Regions from separate parts of the Homo sapiens genome. Here regions 1 and 2 are each linked to region 3. The links are chromatin contacts, found by Hi-C in ENCODE. All regions are on one chromosome and are shown on one strand. Each heading gives the region's core, a stretch centred on a gene start or an enhancer-like site at or near the end of the contact. The rest is flanking DNA. Distances are from core to core; before and after follow the strand shown.

Region 1 (4,144 bases), core at 1,531-4,030, 740 kb after region 3:
TGCCTAATTTTTGTATTTTTCGTAGAGACAGGGTTTCCCCATGTTGCCCAGGCTAGTCTTGAACTTCTGGGCTCAGGAAATCCACCTGCCTTGACCTTTGAAGTGCTGGGATTACAGTAGTCAGTCACCATGCTCAGCCAATACTTATCCTTAAATCTCTGAGTTTCTTAGTTCCCTAACCTTTCAACAAATTACATAACTGCATAGTCTCATTATTGGAAATTAAACATTAGTACCATCATTCTTTACTTTCCAGGTTAACTACCACCACATAAATCATATTACAAGAAAATAATATAATTTTTTCAAAGCCGTAAATTTAGTTCCTTAAAAATTCTACTTGCTCTTAGTTATCTAGGACCTAGTAGACATAAAGTCAGGTACTGGCTGGGCACAGTGGCTCATACCTGTAATCCCAGCACTTTGGGAGGCCGAGGTGGGGGATGGCTTGAGCCCAGGAATTCGATACCAGCCTGGGCAACATAGCGAAACCCTGTCTCTACCCAAAATATACAAAAAAATATTAGCTGGGTATGGTGGTGCACACCTGTGGTCTCAGCTACTTGGGAGGCTGAGGTGGGAAGATTGCTTGAGCCCAGGAGGTAGAGGCTACTGTGAACCGAGATTGCGCCACTGCACTCTAGCCTGGGTGATGGAGTGAGACCCTATCTCATAAATAAATAAACAAATAAATGTCAGGGACCAAAGTATCACATAACATATAAACAGCAGGAACTATCTTATCTGGGCCCCATATTTCAGGAGCCTCTCTATTGACTACTGTTAGGTATAACTCCTCCATATTTGTCTATTCATTCAAGTAAACACACTTACTGAGGGCCTACTATGTGGCAAGCAACTGGACAACAAAGATAAGATGAAAATATTTTACCAGCCTAATTAAAAAAACAGCTAAAATAAAAATGATATGTGCTATAAATAGAAATATCAAATAAGTGTTATGGAAGCTTGCAGAGAAGAGAATGCCAAGAAAAGCTTCCCAGAAGAGGGTGATGCCTGAACTGAGAAAATGTCACGGAAAACATACCCTGTTCACGCTTTACTATTTAGACTACGGTTCTCTTCTGCACTACTAGTTCTGAGTTTATGCTTTGTCATCTATACAAGAACAAAGTAACAATCTTACTGATGTGTACAGAACCAAGTGTCAACTAATTCAATTTCATCAAATCTGAAGAGTCAAAAAGAATAATTTTACCCAAGTATTTCCCAGTACCTTTATCCTGTCCAACCTCTAGTTTTGGTTTTTAAATACCCTAACTTCCTCCACCAGGTAAACATACTGTAACCCAGTTAACTCGAGTTTCTTTTCGAATTTGTAAGACCGTCACAGGGAATGATCACTGCTCTCTTTTTGCTCTTTATTCCAGTTAGCTTCTTCCTCCAAAACGGAGTTTTATTTCCTCACCTTATTCTACTATAATACTTCACTTTGAATTCTGTACCTGAAAGGAGCCATGAGTTCCGAGGTACAACTACTACAAACGGACTCCTACCTGGCTTTCTAAGTCTTATCAATATTTCCTGCTTTCTATTCCAGTACTGTTATAAATCCCTAACTGACTCCGAGTCCTCATCAGCTGACACAAGTCAAAAAATTCAGATTTAGAAAGGGAAACAATGGCTTGTAGTTTTACCGATTTGTTTCCGATACATAACAACGCTGACGTTCTTTAACCATCTTCTAAGTTTAGTTCTCAAGCTCTAGGTTAGGGTACCACTAACGAAGCTTCCACCTTACCCGTGAACAGAGCTGGTAGCAACTAAACGGAAAACGCTGTGAAGACTACATCTACGTTTAGCTACCTAATGTCCATGCCGCACCGACCTCCTAAAGGGAATTCTTAATAATGGGAGACTGAAATATCCAGGGAGGGTGAGGTAGTAGAAAACTGTTTAGACTGTCAAAAATCTGGCATTGGCTAATCCTGCCTGTTACTCCGGGCCTCGGTTTCCCCATCTACAAAACTGATGTAAGGTAGGGGGATTGACTTAAACAATTTCTAAAGTCCTTATGGCTATAGTAATCCAGAAACTCAATCTGTCTCCTCATCTGGCTTTACACTGAACACGTGGGAAAATAGAAAAGAACCTTTTGCTCCACCGAACCGACTCCTATTCTCAGATATTATCTTAAAAATCTCCCAAACTTCGGACTCACCCTAATCCTCGGGGTGCCCACTTCCCTTATGGAGAAGCCAAGGCAAATAAAGCCCAGTCCCACATGACGGTCAAGGAAGTGCGGGGCAGACCGTATTCAGGGTTTCAAGGCGCTGACCCCGGAAAGGCCAGCCCACCGTGGGGTCCTTACACCACTGAATGAATGAGTACAACCAGACAGACACCCACTCGCGTGGGCAGCAACTGGAGACCTCCAGGCCTAGACCCCACTGATGTCCATTCTCTCCCAGGGCCTCCAAAGCCGGGCCTCCCGGGCTCCGGGCCCCCGGGTCCTCAGCACCGCCCCTCTCTCAGGCCAGAAGGTGCGCGCAGCGGCGCTAGACTTCGAAGCGGAGAGGCCCTGAGACGCCCCGCGCGTCCGCCCGCCCGGAAGGGGGGAGAAACCTGCCGGTCTCGGCCGCTGCAGCTCGGGCTCCCGACTTACCGCGGTTCGGTGGGGAAGGGGAAGTGTCAGGAGTCCCCTGCTGCCACCCGCCGCTCACAGAGCAGCGCGCGGCCCCCACGAAACCGTCGCCGCCGCCGCTACCACCCCTGCCACCGACCGCCGCTTCGGGCGCAGCGCGCAGAGGGCCCGACTGCGTCACACGCCGCCCGGCGTCAGAGGCTCGTTGCGGACGCTCCGCCCTCGCCGTCCGCGAATTGGTGGACGCGGCCGCCACTCTGGGTCGACCCTGTTATTCATTGGGCAACGCGTCTTTTGAAACCGAACTGAAGGGGGAAGGGGCGAGAGGGAAGAGGAGGGGCAGAAGGAGTTCGGGGAGGCACAGGGTAGGAGCGGTGAGAGGGCCGTGGAGTCCCGCCCCTCGCCGCCGCGGTTGGCGGGAGCGTGTCGTGACGTCACACAGGGCCTCTCGAAGTGGGCTTGTGAATGGCTAGATTGGGAAGCACCGGCGGGGTGTCGGGAAGGGTGGTGACGCAACATAGAGACTCCGCCCCCTTCCTTGGAGCGCCGCGACTCGGGCTGAGGGAGCTCGGGCCAATCAGAGGGACGGCCCCAGAATGGCATGGTAACTATTCGACCCTTTCCTTGCCCCGGTCCGCCGGCGCTGCTGGGAAGGCTTCCTAGTCTCTCTGCCCGCACTTCCCGCCCAGACCACGTGCGGAGCCTGAGGGCCCTCTTGGAAGGTCTGTCTGTCCAAAGAGTTTGCCCGAGGCTTCTTCAGGGCCCTAAATCCTGACCCTATTCTCTCCTGACCCATGCTCGCCCCAGCACTTTCTTTCCCTCCCTGAATTTCTAGGATGGACATTAGGAGCATTAGAGATGCCCTAAGGGACTGGCCCACCAAAGGGCCTGGTACAAATGAGGATTGTTGGAACGTCTTTCCCAGCTGCACGTGGAGAACCCCTAATTCTTTTTTTTTCTTTTTCTTTTGAGATGAAGTCTCGCGTTGTCGCCTAGGGTGGAGTGCATTGGCGCAATCTCGGCTCACTGCAACCTCTGCCTCCCGGGTTCAAGCGATTCTCCCGCCTTAGCCTCCCAAGTAGCTGGGATTACAGGCGTCCGCCACCAGGCCCAGCTAATTTTTGTATTTATAGTAGAGACGGGGATTTCACTGTGTTGGTCAGGCTGGTCTCGAACTCCTGATCTCAAGTGATCCACCCGCCTCGGCCTCCCAAAGTGCTGGGATTACAGACGTGAGCCACCTCGCCCATGAACTAATTTTTTTTTTTTTTTTTGAGATGGAGTCTTGCTCTGTCTCCTCTTTCTCCCAGGCTGGAGTGCAGTGGCACGATCTCGGCTCACTGCAATCTCCGCCTCCCAGGTACAAGAGAGTCTCCTGTCGTAGCCTCCCGAGTAGCTGGGATTACAGGCACTCGCCGCCGCGCCCAGCTGATTTTGTATTTTTAGTAGAGATGGGGTTTCACCATGTTGGCCAGGCTGGTCTCGAACTCCGGAACTCAGGTGATCCGCCCGCCTCGGCCTCCCACAGTGCTGGCCTTA
Region 2 (4,623 bases), core at 1,929-4,428, 610 kb before region 3:
TGGCCACTGGGCTCGGTCAGGCCCCACTTGTATTGTCTGTCCTACCAGGCCATCCACCCTTACTCCCCCACCCTCAGCCCTTGGCCTCACCTGAGCCCACACCCAGCCCAGCCCAGCCCCACCTTACCTCACCTGCGCACCTGGCCTTACTCCCTCCTCTCAGTTCCCCACCCATCCCCCTTCAGCTCCTTGGAGCTTGCAGGGAGCTTGAAGACAATCCCTTGTCCAGTCTCTCTCCTGCCTCAGTGTCCCCAAGCCAATGGGACCCCATACCCCCAGAGCAGCAGGCTGTGGCACAGCTCAGGGCCCAGGAGACAGCCCTGGGGGCCTCCAAGAAGCCTCCCTAGTGAGTTATTAGAATTTTTTTTTTTTAGATGGAGTTTCGCTCTTGTCACCCAGGCTGGAGTGCAGTGGTGCGATCTCAGCTCACTGCAGCCTCTGCCTCCCGGGTCCAAGTGATTCTCCTGCCTCAGCCTCCTGAGTAGGTGGGATTACAGGTGTGTGCCACCACACCCAGCTAATTTTGGATTTTCAGTAGAGGCGGGGTTTTACCATGTTGACCAGGCTGGTCTCAAACTCCTGACCTCAAGCGATCAGCCTGCCTCGGCCTCCCAAAGTGCTGGGATTACAGGTGTGAGCCACTGCATCCGGCCTAGAATTTTTAAAATATGGAGGCTTGACCTGCCTGACCGCCCTGCCTTTTCACTCGTTTTCAGAATAATGAGCAAAGCAACCTGCAGAAGATCAAATAGGATTTTTCAGTATTATCATGAATGCATGGGCTTTTCAGCTATTTGATGTGTTTTCATCCATGACTCTTTCTGATGCTCAAATTGTCCCATTGTTGATCAGCCCCTTCTCAAACTTGACAATGAACAATAGTAGGATATACCTTTTTCCTAAGATAAAATAGCTGAGGAGTCTATGCTAATATAGTCCATTCAATTTAAGGACTGGTTTGTACTTCTTTGATTTTTTAAATCTGTATCACTTTTATACTGAAAATCTTGGTTCCAAAGGAATTTAGCATCATTCTTTGATACACACACACACACACACACACACACACACACACACACACACACAGAGTTCTTTGGGATCCTTTGGTTGAGTATTAGTGATCATATTGATCATGGCACTCCATCGTGTGACTGTACCACAGCACAGCTGAAGCGATTGAAGGACATTGTGATTGTCTCTAGACTTTTGCTAATATAAAAAATGCTGTTTTGACTATCATTATGTATATGTACTTTTCTATTTTTCCTACATATCTTTGGGTTATTTCCTAGAAGTGGGGTTTCTGTGTCAAATGATACATTTAGTAATATCGCTAGGTCTCTTTTCTACCAGTGATGAGGAGTGCACCTGTGCCTGCTGCCTCTCCCACAGAGTTGCCATCAAAAGTCTGGATTTTTGCCAATCTGATAAGCAAGCAGTGGTATCAGAGTGTACTTTTCATTTGCATTTTTCTTGTTATAAATGAGGTTGAACATTTTTTCATAAGTGCAAAGGTCATGAACCCCATTTCCTATGAACTGCTCATGTCTTCTGCTCCCTTTTCTATAGGACTGTCTGGCAGGTTCCTCACCTCAGTTTTGATGTTCTTTATGTATCAGTGATATTAATCCTTTGTGATCGAAACTGCAAATACTTTTCCCATTTGGTCATTTGTCTCCTTTACTTTGCTAATGGTGCTTCTATTTTAATTTTTCTTATTTTATCTGTTGCTTTTGGATTTCAAGTCATAGTTGGAAATGTTTTCCCGATTCACAGGTTCTTGAGGAATTGACCTGTACATTCTTGTAGAATTTGCATGGCTTCATCTCACCCTTTACACTTGAGCCTCTGATTCATTTGAGATTTATTCTCGTGTGCGGTGAGATGGACCCAAGGTATGCTTTTTCTTTCTTTATGACTGTCCAGTTGTCCAAACGCTGCTTATTCAAAGCTCACCTTCCTCCTGCTGAGGTGGGAGGGGAAGGCAGAGACTCCATGCAGGTGTATGTATGTTCACCCGGAAAGTAACTGCTGAATGCGTGCTGTGTGCCCTGCAGAGCTGACTGACTGCCCCCATCTTCTGACCCGCTGCCCTTCTGCACCTTCACTGATATGCTTCCCAGGAAGGTACCCTCTCCTCGGCCTCCCTTGTGTTATCACAGCGCCCAGCACAAGCTGGGACCCACTCCATCCACTCTTGCTGCAAATACAGACTGTGCACTCCTGTGTGGCACCTCACTAGGGTGGGGAGTCAGGCGTCAAGGGCCTGGGCTGGACTCCGTCCACGATAAAAGAGCAGACTTTTGGCAGGGGGTGGTAGATACATCAAATTGACCCAGGGTGCTCAGGGACGACCTGGAAGTGTCACATGAGTTATGGGTCTCCTGGCGGGGCGGAGAGTCACCGCTGAGCTCCACCTTTAGTCCCTGCCTCAGGGCTGTGTGCAGTATCCTGAAAAAAGCCGGTCTCTTCTGTTGGCTGCCCCCCACCCCCCCCCCAAGCCTGAGACGTGCTGAGACCCAAATGCCAGTAGCGGGCGGGAGGCAGTGCAGAGACCTGTGAAAATCTTCCGATGTGACCAACCCACCCCCACCCAGGGGAATCCACGGGGCGCAGCGGCAGCGCGGTCTCGACGGTGGGGAGGACAAGGCGCCCATTCTCCAAGTTACTAGGGTGGCGCAAGCGCCTCTCCCTTTAACTGCCCAGGCAGCCCCGCCTGCTATGCCCGGCAGTCAAACCAGGTCCAGACCCCGGCTGTGCCGCCCCCACCCCCCAGCAGCCCTGCCGGCTCCCCACCCACACAGCTCCCACTGGGAGGTACCTGACAGTGGTGGTCCCATCTCACCCTCCCGGTCCAAGGGCCCTGGTGGGAAGCGACCCGAGCGTATTCGCCGCCCGCAGCTCGCGCGCCTGGGCACCCGGGGGCGCTCACAGTGATCGCGGGGCCAGCACACCCTCACCCAGGACATCCCTTTCCTCCCCCCAACCCCAACTCCGGAGTGGCTCAGAGGGAGGGAAAGTAGATGCCGGCACCCTACCCCGCCCCTCCTGCCCCCGCTGTGCCGTTCTCGGTCGTGGTATCGGCCAGGCCTTACCCCTTCCTCCCTGGCGCAGCTGGGGTCCTCCTCCGGGCCAGGCAGAGCAGGCGGGCATCAGAAGTGGGGGCCAAGCAGGTGGGTGAGGGCAGGGCAGGAGCAAGCAGGGGAGATGCAGACGGGGCGGGGCCAAGCAGGTGGGTGAGGGCGGGGCCAAGCAGGTGGGCGGGGAGGGGGCGGGGCCAGGCGGGGTAAATGCACACTGGAACGGGGCCAAACAGGTGGGCGAGGAGGGGGCGGGGCCAAGCGGGATAGATGACACGAGCGGGGCTAAGCAGGTGGGCTCGGGCGGGGGTGGGGGTGGGGGCGGGGGCGCAGGCGGGGGCGGGGGCGCGGACAGGCCAAGCCAGGGGGTGAGGCGGAGGCAGGGCCAGGCCGGTCCGTGGGGAGAGGGCGGGCCAAGCCGGTGGGCGCGGGCAGGGACGCCCTGTGCGCGCCGGACCGGCGGGGGCGGGGCGTGCAGGCGGGGGCGGGGCACGCCGTCCCATGGGACCGGCCCTCGGCCACTGCCCCCTCCGGCCCCGCCCCGAGCGCCCGGGCTGGGCCGGCAGCGGCCCCCCGCGGCGGGGCTGGCAGCAGTGGCTGCCCGCACTGCGCCCGGGCGCTCGCCTTCGCTGCAGCTCCCGGTGCCGCCGCTCGGGCCGGCCCCCCGGCAGGCCCTCCTCGTTATGGCCGCGGCCTCCTCCCCGCCCAGGGCCGAGAGGAAGCGCTGGGGTTGGGGCCGCCTGCCAGGCGCCCGGCGGGGCAGCGCGGGCCTGGCCAAGAAGTGCCCCTTCTCGCTGGAGCTGGCGGAGGGCGGCCCGGCGGGCGGCGCGCTCTACGCGCCCATCGCGCCCGGCGCCCCAGGTCCCGCGCCCCCTGCGTCCCCGGCCGCGCCCGCCGCGCCCCCAGTTGCCTCCGACCTTGGCCCGCGGCCGCCGGTGAGCCTAGACCCGCGCGTCTCCATCTACAGCACGCGCCGCCCGGTGTTGGCGCGCACCCACGTCCAGGGCCGCGTCTACAACTTCCTCGAGCGTCCCACCGGCTGGAAATGCTTCGTTTACCACTTCGCCGTGTGAGTATCGCCACCGGCGACGGCCGGCACGAAGGTGCTTCCTGAGAGCTGGTGTGGGGGAGCTCTGTCCCAGCGCCACCTGCCCCGTCGGAGCTGCGACCCCGGAGCAGAGGAGGGAAGGAAGTGGGGAAACGCAGAAACACAAACTCTGCACTCTCCCTTGAAGTTCAGAGGCGCTGCTGTGTCTGGGGGTGCGCATCTTCTCGCAGGCCCGGCGTGGGGAGGGAGCCGGCTGGGGAGGGGACCACCTGGAGCCCAGAATTTGGCTCCACACCTCCGGGAGGGTAGTCCAGGTGTGAATCCTTCTGGGAAGAGAAGCGTGCTGGGGAGCGCACCCTTGGGTGCAGTAAGATAACTCCTCAAGGTCGGCTGAGACTCGAGGCTCAGGAGCCCCCAAGAGAGAAGGCCCCTGATGTCCGGTGCCGCATCTCAGACCCCCTGAGGCCCAGGTGGACTCTGGGGCAGGGGGCTGTC
Region 3 (4,840 bases), core at 928-3,427:
CGCCTCCTGGGTTCACATCATTCTCCGGCCTCAGCCTCCGAGTAGTCAGGCGCCCGCCACCGCGCCCGGCTAATTTTTTTTTTATTTTTAGTAGAGACAGGGTTTCACCATGGTCTCGATCTCCTGACCTCGTGATCTGCCTGCCTCGGCCTCCCAAAGTGCTGGGATTACAGGTGTGAGCCACTGCGCCTGGCCTACGATTGGATTTTATTTCCTGTTCTCATCTTTGAGAGTGTGTGTGTGATGGGAGGAGGCGATAGTAAAGGCAGGTGGGCCATGCCCTGGGGCAGAAGAACACTGGCTGGAGATGCTGTGCGCAGGCTGAGGACTGGGCAATCTGCCTGCTGCCCTGACAGCCCGGAGAGGGCAATCCCAACCTATATGGCAAGCTCCAAAAAGAAGGCAATTCTTACAAGGCTCTGAAAACCTAAAATTCTAAAGCTATTTTTAAAAACAAGATACAAAACACTACTAATACGTCATTTACGTTCACAAATGAACAAAAACACATTTTTAGTTTGAAAACAAACAGGCCCTAACTTTCAGCACAGACACAGCACTTAATTGAGTGCCAGGCACTGTTCTACGTCCTTCCCATCTATTAATTCATTTACACTCCATGCTCCAAGGTAGGAGCCATTACGCATGGTTTGCTGTGGGGCGGGAGGCAGAGTTGGAACCCTGGCCCTTCCAGGGTGGTTCCAGAGTTGGGGCTGTTAACTATGATGCTGTTTTACAGGAATCTGGGTGACTTCTGAGGGCCGCTTGGCTCTGGGACGGGTGGAGATGGTGCTGGAATCCAGGCACACAGGTAGGGTGGTAGGCGGCGTGCCTGGAAGGTGACCACCTCCTGCCACTTGGCACAAGAGTGTAGCCCTGTCATCTGGGTGTCCCCATGCCGCCAGATTACTCGGGTTGTCATAACTACCTATCTATAACCCAATAAACCCTCAGGGGCAAAGGGCACCACCAGATGCTAAGGAAATCTTGGTACGATCTAAACTGAGGGTGGGGGCTGGAGGTGTCTTACAAGAACTTGCATCTAATTTTTGCCAGCCAAAAGAATTAAAAACTAGATACTGAGAATGTTTCCTTTGGAAAGGCTGCTCCAGACTGTTAGGAATCTGGGCTTTCTGATTCAGTCTCTTGCCTTTCCAGCACCTAAAATCTTGCTGGAGGGACAGTGAGAGAAGAACCCACTGGTCTCTCAAGGTCTACCCGCTGGTGACATGAGTGACTGGGGGAGCTGACACAGCTGTGTCCCTGGGGAACCTCCCGGGTTGGCAATAAAATGGGGCAGTAATGCTCTGACAATCAGCTTGCAGTGGACTGCCTGCGGAACTGGAGATGAAAGCCTTCGTAAAGCCCCAAGCCCTTTTACTGTGTGTACGCGTACCCCTGGCGTCCTCTGCCCCATTTCCCTAAATACCAACCTCAGGTGCCCTCCGCCCACCTCCCGGAAGCTGCCAGGTCTGGGCAGAAAACCAAAACAACCCTTGGGCCTTTGTCTCCCCCCTAAAGGCCAGCTGGGGCAAGAGGGAGCGAGGGCCCGCCCAGGCACCGGCTGGGGAAAGGCTGTTTGATGTAGGGCCACCTCCCGGGGTGAGGATGCAAGGGGACCTCGGCAGGAACCAAGTGAGGAAACTGAGGCTGGGTGGTCTGGGCAGCGCCCCGCTCGGGCTCGGGTCCCCGCGGGGTCTGTGCTCCAGCCACGGGTCTGGCAGACCCTCACGCAGGAGTCCCAGGGGTCCCAGTGGCCGTCCCTCGGAGCCGGGCACCCGTTGTCCTTCGGATCCTAGGACGTGCCACCCCTCGAACCTCAGGACCCGCCGTCCCTCAGACCCCGGGCACTGACACCCCTCAGACCCCGAGCACCCCCGCCCCTCGGACCCAAGGACGTGCCGTCCCTCAGACCCCGCGCACTGACACCCCTCAGACCTCGGGCACTGCCGCCCCTCAGACCACGGACACAGCTGCCCCTCAGAACCCATGCACCCGGGCCCCTCAGACATAAGGACTCGCTGCCCTTCGAGCCGAGCACCCAGCGCCCAGTCAGGCCCCCAGCCGCCCTCAGCCTGGCCCGGCCGCGCCGCTCACCCTGCTGCCCGGAGGAATCTGCCATGGCTGGGAATCCCGGACCCGCAGCTGCGGCTACAGACACTTCCTAGAATCTGATGCAACCGCCGCCCCGGAAGTCGCGCCCCACGCCGGGCCCGTCTTCCGGGACACGCCCGGTCGCTAGGCAACTACCAGGGGCTCCGGATGTCGCCGGCCCGGAGCATGCTGGGAGCTGTAGTTCAACCCAATGGCGACCCGCGCTCCGGAGCATCGCGCGGCCAAGCGTTCAGTGGCCGTGCTGGGAGTAGTCAGCCCAGCCGCGGGGAGACAAGCACTAAAGACTGAGCGTCCTGTAATAGGTGTTTAAGTCATGATTGCGCTAAGCGCCGTGGGGACCAGGCCCAGCCTGGAGGTCAGAGGCGGCCTCGGGACAGGGTGTGCTGGCGAGACGGGATGGTTCCCAGGAGGCCGACCTGGAGCAGGGCCTGGGGATGGGCGGGAAGAGCGCTCCAGGCCTAGGGACCGCCCTGCCAATGACCCTGCGGAAAGCAAGCCACTATGAAGTGTTGCGTGAACAGGCTTCTCCATCTCCTTCTCAGACCCCATTCTGGAGCCATCCCCAACCCCCTTAGGGCTCCTGCCTTCTGTGTGCATGATGTCACCTCCCAAGGATATCCCACCCAAGGTTCGTGCACCCATCCAAAATGAGAGGAAATGCTATTTAAGAAACAGAATTTTAATATGTCAAGAAAAATTATTAGCCAGGATTAGTGGCTCATGCCTGTAATCCCAGCACCTTGAAAGGACAAGGCAGGAGGATCATTTGAGTCCAGGAGTTTGAAGCTGCAGTGAGCTACGACTGTGCCACTGCATTCCAGCCTAGGCGACAGAGTGAGACCCTTTCTCAAAAAATAAAAAGTAAAAAATCTTCTAGTTACTTTTTGGAACCTCATGTCTAATTTCATAATAAATTCTAAGGCCGGGCACGGTGGCTCACACCTGTAATCCCAGCACTTTGGGAGGCCGAGGTGGGCGGATTATGAGGGCAAGAGATCGAGACCATCCTGGCCAACATGGTGAAACCCTGTCTCTGCTAAAAATGCAAAAATTAGCTGGACATGGTGGCGCTTGCCTGTAGTCCCAGCTACTCAGGAGGCTGAGGCAGGAGAATCGCTTGAACCAGGGAGGTGGAGGTTGCAATGAGCCGAGATTGCGCCATTGCACTCCAGCCTGGCAACAGAGTGAGACTCCGTCTCAAATAAATAAATAAATAAATAAATAAATAAAATAATAAATAAATAAATTCTAAATTCTACTGGTGGCTGGAAAAAAAAAAGAAGAAAGAGTTTGTTTACATTTCTGCAAAGATCCTGTAGCATGTGCTGTAACTTGCCCAGGATGTGGGAGGCTCTGTGAGACCCCAACTAATCCCAAAGGAGGGACCAAGTCCAGGACTTAGGGGACGAAGTTCTGGCCAGGTCCTACCATGACTCTCACAGTGCCTGTTTCTCACTCATCACTCTAGGACCATGAGTCACCCAAGCCCAGCTCGGCCACATGCCTTCCTGGGAGAAGGAACCGGAGGCGCCCAGGAGAGTCAGAAGCCTCTTAGAGATAAACATTCGGCTAAGGCTTGCCCTGCCCTTCCTTTCTTGCACTAAGAAAGCCTCCTGACATCAGGTCAGGCAAGCCAGAGTTTGGCTGTAAGACCTGGGGTGAGTTTAACTTCTCTGAGCTTCCAGATGTCTTGTTTTTAAATCTGCAAAGTGGGGCCGGGCACTGTGGCTCACGCCTGTAATCCCAGCACTTTGGGAGACCAAGGCGGCCAGGTCATTTGAGGTCAGGAGTGCAAAACCAGCCTGGCCAACATAGTGAAACTTCATCTCTACTGGGAAAAAAAAAAAGGGTCTGCAGAGCGGAACTGGGAAATGATCACCTGCTCAGGTGGCCGAGCTGTGTCTAAGAGTGCTGCAGTGTCTAGCAGCAGTGGGTCCCGCCTCCCCAGTCCTGCTGCGTCCCAGCCCTACCACCAGGGCAAGGACACTCTCTGAACCTCAGCATCCCCCTGGTGTTGTAGTTCTTTGGGACAGCACATTGGGTTACAGGTTGTTATGGGTTGCATTGTGTCTCTCCCAAAAGATGTGGAAATCCTATAACCACCAGGACCTGTGAATGTGACCTTATTTGGAAATAGGGTCTTTGCAGATGATAAAGTCATAAGATGAGGTCATTAGGGGGGACGTTAATCCAGTATAACTGATATCCTTGTAAAAAGGGAAAATTTCAGCTGGGCATGGTGGCTCACACCTGTAATCCCAGCTCTCTGGGAGGCTGAAGAGGGAGGATGGCTTGAGCCCCAGAGTTTCAGGTTGCAGTGAGCTATGATTGTGCCACTGCATGCCAGCCTGGGTGCAGAGTGAGACCCTGTCTCTAAAATAAATAAATGAATAAATAAATACACATATATAAATTAATTTAAAAAAATTTTTTGAGACGGAGTTTCACTCTTGTTGCCCAGGCTAGAATGCAATGGTGCCATCTTGGCTCACCGCAACCTCAGTGTCCCAGGTTCAAGAGATTCTCCTGCCTCAGCCTCCCGAATAGGTGGGATTACAGGCATGTGCCACCATGCCCGGCTAATTTTGTATTTTTAGTAGAGACGGGTTTCTCCATGTTGGCCAGGCTGGTCTCGAATTCCCGACCTCAGATGATCCGCCCGCCTCGGCCTCCCAAAGTGCTGGGATTACAGGCGTGAGCCACCATGCCCAGCCAATTAATTAAA

Evidence for each region. A loop is a pair of places that touch in the nucleus more often than their neighbours do. Pooled maps may share reads with other maps.
Region 1: a map with no recorded cell type shows a loop between it and region 3 (9-fold over the local background). The contact joins the promoter of NUP98 here to the promoter of CARS1 in region 3. A Hi-C loop is called at or near these places in 4 of 37 single-sample maps with no recorded cell type and 9 of 50 pooled maps.
Region 2: a map of CD4-positive, alpha-beta T cell shows a loop between it and region 3 (2.1-fold over the local background). The contact joins the promoter of TRPM5 here to the promoter of CARS1 in region 3. A Hi-C loop is called at or near these places in 2 of 168 maps with a recorded cell type or tissue (CD4-positive, alpha-beta T cell and naive thymus-derived CD4-positive, alpha-beta T cell) and 6 of 50 pooled maps.

The regions. Positions count from the first base shown.
Region 1 is chr11:3,794,774-3,798,917 of GRCh38, forward strand. NUP98 (nucleoporin 98 and 96 precursor) reads right to left here and starts at 2,781. Exons shown (of 33, transcript NM_016320.5): 1 at 2,627-2,781. It also overlaps a transcript of PGAP2 not described here. RefSeq lists silencers at 2,458-2,547, 2,628-2,797.
Region 2 is chr11:2,441,336-2,445,958 of GRCh38, forward strand. It overlaps TRPM5 (transient receptor potential cation channel subfamily M member 5), which reads right to left and starts at 3,179. Exons shown (of 29, transcript NM_014555.4): 1 at 3,096-3,179. KCNQ1 (potassium voltage-gated channel subfamily Q member 1) reads left to right here and starts at 3,673. Exons shown (of 16, transcript NM_000218.3): 1 at 3,673-4,149. The coding sequence starts at 3,764. RefSeq lists silencers at 3,473-3,582, 3,593-3,662.
Region 3 is chr11:3,055,246-3,060,085 of GRCh38, forward strand. It overlaps CARS1 (cysteinyl-tRNA synthetase 1), which reads right to left and starts at 2,178. Exons shown (of 23, transcript NM_001014437.3): 1 at 2,098-2,178. The coding sequence starts at 2,122. It overlaps LOC124902615 (a long non-coding RNA gene), which reads left to right and starts at 3,379. Exons shown (of 2, transcript XR_007062555.1): 1 at 3,379-3,773. RefSeq lists an enhancer at 1,832-2,364.